3 separate regions of the Homo sapiens genome follow, and regions 1 and 2 are each linked to region 3. The links are chromatin contacts, found by Hi-C or POLR2A ChIA-PET in ENCODE. All regions are on one chromosome and are shown on one strand. Each heading gives the region's core, a stretch centred on a gene start or an enhancer-like site at or near the end of the contact. The rest is flanking DNA. Distances are from core to core; before and after follow the strand shown.

Region 1 (3,619 bases), core at 322-2,821, 1.1 Mb after region 3:
GAGGAGAATTAAAGTTGTTTGCATTATCTTGCTACACTCCTATTCACATATCTTTCTCCATTTGTGTGTCTCAATAGAACACACAATAGAGCAATTGACTAGAAGTAGAATTGCTAGATGAAAATGTATCTCCATTAAAAAATTTGATAGTTTCAGATTTCTCACCAATGAAGTTCTATTATTGTTATTATTATCATCATCATTTTGAGATGGCATCTTGCTTGGTTGTCCAGGCTGGAGTGCAGTGGCGTGATCTTCACTCACTTCAGCCTCAACCTCCTGGGCTCACACAATCCTCCTGCTTCAGCCTCCTAAGTAGTTGGGACTACAGGCACACACCACCAGCTTGTCATATCTTTCTCAGTGAATAAAGCAACCTGTTTTGTTCTCTTTAGTTCTTTTTACTTTGAGTTCTCGATGTTTAGGATATTGATATTGTTACGAGTTTGTTTCCTCCTTCCTTTCCTTCCTTTTTTTTTTTTTTGCTTCTTTCCTTCCCTCATTCCCTCTCTCCCTTTTTTCTGCTAGTATTTTACTCTCATATATTTTTTATTCCTATTTCTGCTTTAGGTGAAACTCACATAAATAGAATATAACTTAGCTTTTAAAAACAAAATGCTCAAAATAAGAGTTTGGTTTTTATTAGGAGATGTTAACCCATAATGCATGCTGATATATTTGGATTCCTGCATTTTTGTTTTCTTTTTGCATCCTTTTTTTTGTACCCCCCCAGCAACATTTCTTGACCTTTGTTAAGAATGAGTTTTTCTCTTTGTTCCACATATTATTACTTTAATGGTTTGAAAGTTATACATTTTATTTCTATTATGTTGTTACCCCTAAGATTTTTGTTCTATTATGCATTTTGTTTCCAGTAAGAACAAAACTTTGCTACTGTTGTGAACATGGGAAATGTTTACATTGGCTGTAAATACTAGAGTTCCATTATAAAGCGCAATTTAAAGACTTCAGAATTCAGTAAAATGGTATAAATCCAAAAGGCGTAACTACAATATTTTTAACTGCAATGCAATAACAGAATATGAACCTGTGTTGTGTCCTATGATCTCTTGGACAGAGAAGCTTGGTTTTGTGATTAGCAGCAACAAATTCAACATAAACAGCTTCAATTTGCTTTAACCATCAGGTTAAAAAAAATTTAAGCTTACTGCAACCCTAAATATGGTTTCACAGTTTTAATACTTTCGGTACAACCATAACACGTAACATAGGATGTGATGTAGTAACGTAATTACTCTCACATTGGACTTAATCAGAAAGAATTTGCAGATTTTATTTTATTTATTAAAAAACCAGAAGGCAATATAGCTAAATGTTTAACATTAGTTAAAGCTGGGTGTTTGTGACATTTTTCGCTGTCCTTTTCTGTATCCTTGACGATTTCATCATTTAAGATGAAATAATGCTTTCGGGCCCACCCTGATTTGTGGAGAGCAGCTGCCGCCCCCGCCACATCAAGGAGGCGGGCTCCAGCTGACTTCACAATCACTTCCGCCGCCGCAGTCGCCGCCCGCCCCGCTGCTGTCTGGCGGGGGAGGAGCTCGGGACCGGGAGCAGCGGCTCTGGCGGTCGTGGCGGTCGGAGATCCGAGAGCTCTGCTTCTCTGAAAAGCGTGTGGCTTTCTGGACTTGGTGAGTGAAAGGCTGATTGTTTCCTCGATTCATCCGGGCGCTGGCGGTGGCGCGAGTGGCCGGGCGCGGGGCGAGTGGCCGGGCACGGGGGCGAGGATTTTGGGGGGTTCCTGGGAACTGCTTTTCAGGTTCGCCCCTCGGGAAGGGGTGGGGCGGACGCGGGACCTGACTGCAGAGTGAGGCCCATGTCCTCCATCGGCCTGTTCTGGGGCCACATCTTCCGCTGCCGGAACCCCTTTGGTGTGGCGCGGTCCCCACTCGAGTGGCTTTCATCGCTATTGGGAGGGCAGTGGTGGTCGCGGCCCTCTCCCACTTCTCCCTGCCTCTCCTCCCCTCTCCTTCCTTCTTCCCTCCTCGGCCCCTTTGCGGAGCACTCCGTGGCCTTTCTTCCCATATTTTGCTGTTGTTTTGCCAAATGGTAAATGGTTAAGATTTTTAGGTAAAAATACTGTTCCCAGGGAAAAAATTGGAAGGAAAAAATAATTATTCTCAGGGAAAACTAGACCCACGCACGCCCTTTTCTTTCATTTTCCCTCTCCCCTGCCACATCGGTTGGGGTCTCCCGTTTGAGCTGATGGCCTTTTCCCACCTCTTTTTATGACATTGCGTCCCCCCTACCCCCCACCCCCCGTGTGTCGCGAGCACGCGCCCCCGCACAGAAGCCTTCCATTGCAGCCCCCTCCTTGCCCCTCCATCCTCAAGGTTCCAGTGCTTCCCCTCCCCCGCGCATGCGCAGGCACACGCAGCACACACCCTCTCACACACCCTCACACCCTCACACCCTCCCATGCCTTCCCCCTCCTCTATCCGCCTACCACATACACACCTCTAGCACCGGCCCCCTCCCTGCTCGGCCTCTGCGTGCTCTCGCGAACACATGCCTATTCACACACCCCCTCCGGCTGCCCTCCTTCTTCCTTCCTGTCATATACACACATAAGGACATCCTTCTATCGCTGGCCAGTGACATACATATGTAGCCACATGTGCTCATTCATACCCCCTTCTCAAATGCTCTCCTCTATTGCTCTGTCTGCCACGTGTGTCAGACACAGCTCTCTTTTGCTGGTCCCTGAGGTGCACACACTCGCACTCACATAAATCCTTCTACGGGGACACAACCTGCCTCCCTGCTTGCCATATCCACACAGGCAGGCATCATTCTTTGATTGCCTGCCTCTGTTCCATCCACCTCAAGCACATCCCTCTCCAGTGCTGCGCACCCCCCACCCCCGCTTCCATTTGTGCCTGCTGCATTTGCTCACACTGACATTTCTCCATTGTTGCCTCCCATTTTGACTAACATACACACACACAAACTCTCAGACACTCCTCTCCATTGCCAACCATACACTCCTCTGCCTGTGACATACGCATAAACATGGGCATCCTTCTGTAGTTTCAGCTGCCTCACATACAGCTACACACACAAACACCTTCCCTTTCCTCATACATACACGCACCCCTCTCCTCCAAAGCCACCCCACCCATGCCTGTCATTTTCATACCCACATCCAGAATGGGTCTCATTCTAACACTCATACCCTTTCCCCCTACAAACGTAAACATCCCTCTGTTGCAGGATTACTGGTCCCCTTCCACCTGTCCCTCTCCTCTTGATAGACAGACACATAGGCACTCGTGCACACACGGCGATCTGTATTTTCCACTCTATTCCAATTTGCATTTCTCCTGTATGTCTGCAGCACTCAGAAAAATGCAGACACCCCATAAAAAAAACTATAGCAGTCTTTCCTTTCCCCACGTTGCACAATTCCACAGTACTTCACCCACCTTCCAAGCGTCCAGTCACCCCCCAACCTTCCGTCAGATTCTCCTCTAAGTCTGGCTTTCCTGCAAACCCAGTCTTGTAATCATTTTGCCAACATTAAAAATGTGTTCCAGGTCTACACCTGACAGTCACTGGAATGCTACTCCAGGCCTTAGAAGAAAGTGAAACTAATTTT
Region 2 (3,295 bases), core at 709-3,208, 1.1 Mb before region 3:
CTGACAAAGGGAGTGGAGGAGCCAAAGCAAAGGCATAGAGAGCAGAAACAATGGCAGACAGCGGGTATAGAAACCAGAGCCCAAACTGGACTATACAGCAGGATAATGCACTGGAATGTTCAAGCCAATACACCAAAGAATCACCTGAGTGGCAAAGGGGCTGCAAGCTCCCCATCGTCTGCTGGTATCTTCGGCTTTCATCTTCTGCCACCTCATTGATGTCTGAATAGTCCACAGCATCTTCTGTACTCCTAACCCACCCTATGAAAAAAGCAGGGAGAATCGCAACAACAGTAAGCGACCCTCACTCCCTCAGATAATTCCCATTTAAAAGTACATGTACAGGCTGGATGCGGTGGCTCACGCCTGTAATCCCAGCACTTTGGAAGGCCAAGCCAGACGGATCACCTCAGGCCAGGAGTTCAAGACCAGTCTGACCAATATGATGAAACCCTGTCTCTACTAAAAATACAAAAATTAGCCGGGCGTGGTGGTGCGTGCCTGTAGTCCCAGCTACTCAGGAGGCTGAGACAGGAGAAATGCTTGAACCCGGGTGGCGGAGGCTGCAGTCAGCCCAGATCGCCCCACTGCACTCCAACCTCGGAGACAGAGCGAAACTCCGTCTTACACACACAAAAAAGTACATACATAGTAGGTGGCTAGCCTCCTCCCCCGCCTACTCCCCACAACCCAGACTTCACCTTCATCATTTACCAAGGCACCGTCAGTCCCGGTCAATTCTTCATTTGCCGTGAGTTCAGTGATCAGGCTGCCCAGCCCCAAAGCCCCCAAGCCTGCCAAGTGCTTCTTACATTCCTGAAAAAGGGACAGCACGAGTCGAAGATAACAACTAAACCTACGACTCCCACACCACAGGACTTATTTCCCTGGTCCACGACAAAGTCACAAATCCACATGAAAAATGACTGTGCAGTGTGCCAAAACAAGCAACACGTTCGAGAACTGTAATATACATCTACCAAACTCCGCATCGATCAGATCTTTATTAAAGCACCACAGCCAACTGCATCGCCCACACTTTAAAGTATACTACAAGAGAAGACGAATCAAATAACTACTGCCAAGACTGAATGAATGGAACGGTCGTTCTCGGAACGAGGGCCGAGGCAGGGGGATCAGTGGGATTGGAGGCGTCGAGGCGGGGCTCGTTCGGTCCCTGTTTCGCATGCGCCTGCGGCACAGGAGGGGCCACAGCGGCCGACAGCTTCACTCCTCAAGAAAACGGGCCTAAGTGAAGGCAGGGTAGTTTCACTAGGGCGCAGGACACTATTTCACGAAAGTCAGTGAAGACGCTGGGAGAGCCACCTAAAAGGCGCACTGTGACCAGGAGGCCCGCTCGGGTGCTAGGAACACCCCATTGTCCTAAGCCTGAGGCCGGAACCAAACGAGCGGGAGGCAGGTCCTGTCCAGTCCTCTGGCTCTATAGAGCCATCTCAGGGCAGCGATGTCAGAGGGGCAGGCAGTGTCAAGAATCTCCAAGCAGGTTACGGGTGGGAAGCCATCTCAGTAGGCGAAACCAGCATGTGTCCTACTGTCTGGTCGGCAGAGCGCTAGCTCCAAAGCCACTATTCCCTGCGCCCCTGGCCCCGGGCTCGCCTCGCGCTCTCTTCTGCCCACTCTCCCCCAGAACGATCACTCCCACGCCACGTTGCTCCCGCACCCATGAGGACGGGATCCTCCTCCCCGGCGTTAGCTGCGCCCTGTTCTCGCTGCCTGAGCACCCTCTCCTTTCCTCCCCGCACCTCCTTCCTCTGCTTAGCCCCACCCCCCGAGCCCTACCCCCACGCCCACCCCCTCACATCATCCAAGACGCTTTCCCCCTCCAGCTGCCCGGCTCCATTGATGTTGCCGAAAAGGAAACCCGCTAAAGAAAATGGGCCGCCTCCAGCGGAATCTTCGTCGCTGTCCGTGTCTGACATGATGGCGGCAGCAGTGATGGTAGCTGCTGTCCGCAGCAGCAAATCGCAGCCGGGTCCCATAGACCGGAAATAAAACAACAGTCGCCCAGAAGTGACTTACTGAGCTCCCTTACCCTACCAGCCTCTACCGGAAGCTCAAAACAGAGGGGAAAGGGAGGGGGAAGTGGGGAGAGGGGAGGGGGAAGGGGGGGAAAACCCGGAAAGACCGGCTATCCTAAGAGAAAGAAGTAACTACTTTACTAACGGCTTTTGATTCGACGCTACGGGATCAGGAGGATGGATATGTGGAAAGCGGTTGGTCAAAGAAAATATTCAGTCCCGCCCGCTCCCACTGCTCCGCGCGCGAGCTTTCTCACGGCACCGAATTAGAGCAGTGGCTCTTCCTCCAATCAGAAGGAGCTGCTCGAGTCACGTGGCTTACGCGCAGGCAACCTCGGGTTCCTGTACCACAATACCCGGAAGTAAGGGTAAGAGCCGGTCTTTGTGCTGCGTGCAATTTCACCGGTCCGTCCCAAGGAGAGACTTGACGTAAATTATACAGGCATTCCCGAGCTATGCAGGTTACTTGTTTTGAGTTGACATTTTTCCCTAGAAATTGATTTTTTGACCGGACGCGGTGGCTTACGCCTGTAATTCCAGCACTTTGAGAGGCCGAGGTGGGAGGATCGCTTGAGCCCACGAGTATGAGGCCAGCCTGGACAAGAAAGCGAGACTCCATCCATACACAAAATCAAAAAAATTAGCCAGATGTGGTGGCCAGTGCCTGTAGTCCCAGCTGTTGGGGGGTCTGAGGTGGGAGCCAGGAGTTGGAGTCTGCAGTGACCTGTGATCGGGCCACTGCACTCCAGCCCGCCTCAAAAAAAATACTTGTTCCCCCAACGTTTTATTTCGGAAAATGTGAAAGTTTAGTAAAATGAACAGCTGACCCCTCACCTAGACTCACAATGGTTAACATTTTGCTAGGATTTTTGTTTTTCTAAACCATTTATGGGCATCTTGTTCTTCACTCCTAAAAATAAGCATCTTAACTATGGAACCAAAGTACCTTTATCACAACTTTAGGAAGTAAGTCAATATTATTTAAGGAAGAGTCCGCACTTAAATTTCCCCAGTTGTCCTAGTTGGAACATTTTACGGGGTTTCGTCATGTTGCACAGGCTGGTCTCAGACTCCTGGGCTCAAGCAATCTGCCCGTTTCAGCCTCCCAAAGTGCTGGGATTGCAGCCATGAGCCAACACCCCGGCTTTCACCTTGCTTTTTTCACATATTATGATAATATAGACTGAAATAATTTCTTTACCACATCATAGCACTCTTCCTCATTCTCCCTTTTTTCCAATACTAGGATCCATTCA
Region 3 (3,143 bases), core at 567-3,066:
GTTAGAACGCATTTTTCTTTGGATGAAAAACAAACTAGATGATATACAAATGTCTCTTTCAACTTTAAGGCACTAGCATGCCATGATTCTACTTCTTTTAAACGAACCTCTGTTTTGAATCTTGAATAACCACTGTATTAGAATAATAATTAGACATCTCTCAGGCACTGCTCCCTTCTTTAGAACCCTGCTATGGTCCTCAACAGCATTAAAGACTTAGCTTCCCCAGTAAAGATTATTAACTGGTGATAGTATTCAGAGGCTTTAGGCACTCCCCTTCTCCACCTAAAAGAAGTATACTCATTATTCAAGACCCATCTCAAAGTTTTCCCACTCTGTGAAATTCACCCCAAATTCCCCAAGCAGAGTTAGAGCCATCCTTTTGTTTTTCATACCACTTTGTATGAGAGCAGAGCTACTACTTCCATAGGACTGACTCTGTTGTATATTTTTAACTTGAAAAATTTTTCTTCTAAAAGATAGGTACAAAAAATTTAAAAATTTTTATATATTCAAAATTATTTATGTAGTCATCTATCTCCATTCCTATCCCCTGGACTTTGAACTCCTTCAGGGCCTCGAAGCTATATTATTTATCACCTGAATCCCTCAACAAGCTTTGCAGTGCCTGGGCCTCAAGTAGGTTGGCACACTTATCACCATCAGCAACCACCACAGAGTTTATAATCTAATGAAGTTCCAGGATAAACAAACATATACAAGTCAAAGATGAACAGAACCACATAAAGCAAATACAGAATAAAACTAGCTTCAAGGGTACAGAGACGTTGACAAATGTTATTAGGCTAAGGGCTTCTTGAAGGCAGGAATCATGATTCATCGATTCCTGTATTTGCAGTGCCCAAGCACAGTGCTTGGCACATAGTATATGCTCAAGGAATATATATGTTACGTTCGAGGAATCAAATCGCCTTACCTTTAAATACACCTTTTATGAGTGGCGCTACTGCTGTATTGAAGACTTCTTCCTGTTCAGTAGAGGGATCAAATACAAAATCGTAGGTGAAGGATTTATCTGTACCAACCACCACCTAGAGAAGGCACGGGACAAGGCGTAAGGTTAAAAATGAAAGGCAAGACCACACCCCTCGTTACCATTTGGCCCCAGCTGTTCAGACACAGGCTCTGGACTCTGCTACGCACCTGAGGCTCTCCGGGCACGAAGGAAAGGCACATCTGGCAGCCCTCGCTAATCTCTTTGGGGACCAGAGGGCGACAACGCAGCGCCACTCTTACGGGAATTCCCTTCACCTCTTCCTTCATGATCCTATCTCAGCACCGTCTCTGCGAGGGGGAAAAAGAAGGCTCGCTGATGAATGTTAGTAGGTCAGCAGGGGTGGGAGGGCGTCCTCCCCGGTTCCGACCCTCCTCAGCGGGAACACTGACTTGGGAGATTCACGCTCCATGACTTGGCCAGGGCTGGACCGCCCGTCAGCCCTGCACTCTAAAGAGAGTGCACGGGCTTCTGAAAGGCAAAGAAAAAACTCCAACGGGGACGGCGACAAAGAACCAAAGCCCTAGGGTACTGGGTAAAAACAGGTTCTGAGCTAAGGTGTGCCCCCGTAACTCACCAAACTAAATGTCCCTTCCCCGTTCTCCCTGGGCCTCCCGCCGCCCTGTCCCAGCCGGAGCTTTAACCGCCAAGTTTCAAATCCGTCCCGGAGACGCCAACCAATTGCAGTGCGGACTGCCCGAGGGCGGAGCGCGCACGTCGGCGCGCGCAGGCCGGCGCGGTGGGAAGGGGAGGGTCAGCTCGTTGCACCCTGGCCCGGCCTCTTTTCGACCCTGCGGAGCATCCGCTTCCGGTTCCCAGACTGAATTGTCAGTGAGCGGAGTCTGAGGTCGCTGTGGACTGCCCACTGGTGAGGTGGTGCGGCGTTTATGCGGCTGAGAGTGCGGGTCTCAGGCAGAATGTGGGGCGGGGACGTGGGAGGTGGCTGGTCAGGTGAAGGAAGGGTCGATCTAAGGACCCTACCATTACTAATCACATCTAGGAAATGTGGGGCGGTGCCTTGCCCCGAGTCCCTGCGGATAGTTAACACTCCCTTGGGCTTCGAAAGTAGATCTTTTTAGACTCGACCCTGATTTCCTCTTCTCCAGGTTTGAGACGGTAACATCTGTTTTGCAGGATTGTGAAAAATGAGGTCCTCTTTCTAGAGTACCTGACAGGTTGCTTGGCATCCAGAAGATGTTTAGCTAAGTTAAGAGTTTTCTTCTGTCTTCCTTCTCTCCTCCAACCTTAACACCTAGATATGGGCTGGGCCTGTAGACTGACTGCCTTGGAATGGGTTGGAGCTGCTGTCTGAAACTTGCTGGGCTGCTCTCCCTTTTGAACCACTTTTTGTCTGTTCTGATTCACTCTTCCAGGGCCTTGCCCGAGATGGACAGCCGGATTCCTTATGATGACTACCCGGTGGTTTTCTTGCCTGCCTATGAGAATCCTCCAGCATGGATTCCTCCTCATGAGGTGGGAACCATCTGTATTCCTGAGTAGGAGATTTTTTTCCCCGTGGGCATGAGATGATGCATGAAAGGTAGGATAGCAGGGTTAGAAGGCGAAACGGAGAGTGAATCTTAGCACTTGTAGCCAGAGGACCCAGAAGCTGGATTCTGAGCAACAGGACCCATTGGGAACTTCTTTATGGAAGCCTCCTGCTAGGGTCTGTTCACACCGGTTAATTCTGGAAATTTGGAGCCTTCATTTCCATACTGTTAAGAGGTTCAGCGCGGTGGCTCATGCCTGTAATCCCAGCACTTTGGGAGGCCGAAACAGGCGGATCACCTGAGGTTGGGAGTTCGAGACCAGCCTGACCAACATGGAGAAACCGCGTCTCTACTAAAAATACAAAATTAGCCGGGCGTGGTGGCACATGCCTGTAATCCCAGCTACTAGGGAGGCTGAGGCGGGAGAATTGCTTGAACCTGGGAGGCAGAGGTTGCGGTGAGCTGAGATTGAGCCATTGCACTCCAGCCTGGGCAACAAGAGCAAAACTCCATCTCAAAAAAAAAAAAAAAAGGTGAAGAAATGGGGAGCTACTGGGCTGCCCCAGTGCTATCCATCTACTCATTTAGTCTGTGTTATCTGTTCTACTTAAATTAAGTCTATGACCTTTCCTTTTCCT

What was found. Hi-C counts contacts between places; a loop is a spot of excess contacts on that map. ChIA-PET counts read pairs that join two places held with the same protein, here RNA polymerase II (POLR2A). Pooled maps may share reads with other maps.
Region 1: a pooled map shows a loop between it and region 3 (20-fold over the local background). The contact joins the promoter of PJA1 here to the promoter of PDZD11 in region 3. A Hi-C loop is called at or near these places in 4 of 50 pooled maps.
Region 2: a loop to region 3 is called in a pooled map, with 18 times the contacts of the local background. The contact joins the promoter of TAF1 here to the promoter of PDZD11 in region 3. A Hi-C loop is called at or near these places in 6 of 50 pooled maps. POLR2A ChIA-PET finds 5 or more read pairs at or near these places in 3 of 52 experiments (HEK293, OCI-LY7 and PC-9).

What each region holds. Positions count from the first base shown.
Region 1 is chrX:69,163,405-69,167,023 of GRCh38, reverse strand. PJA1 (praja ring finger ubiquitin ligase 1) reads left to right here and starts at 1,571. Exons shown (of 2, transcript NM_001032396.4): 1 at 1,571-1,652.
Region 2 is chrX:71,365,020-71,368,314 of GRCh38, reverse strand. TAF1 (TATA-box binding protein associated factor 1) reads right to left here and starts at 1,958. Exons shown (of 38, transcript NM_004606.5): 1 at 1,821-1,958; 2 at 702-816; 3 at 145-261. The coding sequence starts at 1,940. RefSeq lists enhancers at 653-1,348, 1,867-1,916, 2,407-2,456, 2,625-3,194 and a silencer at 2,077-2,266.
Region 3 is chrX:70,288,600-70,291,742 of GRCh38, reverse strand. It overlaps PDZD11 (PDZ domain containing 11), which reads left to right and starts at 1,816. Exons shown (of 7, transcript NM_016484.5): 1 at 1,816-1,883; 2 at 2,389-2,488. The coding sequence starts at 2,402. KIF4A (kinesin family member 4A) reads right to left here and starts at 1,639. Exons shown (of 31, transcript NM_012310.5): 1 at 1,593-1,639; 2 at 1,165-1,305; 3 at 938-1,052. The coding sequence starts at 1,284. RefSeq lists a silencer at 1,659-1,838.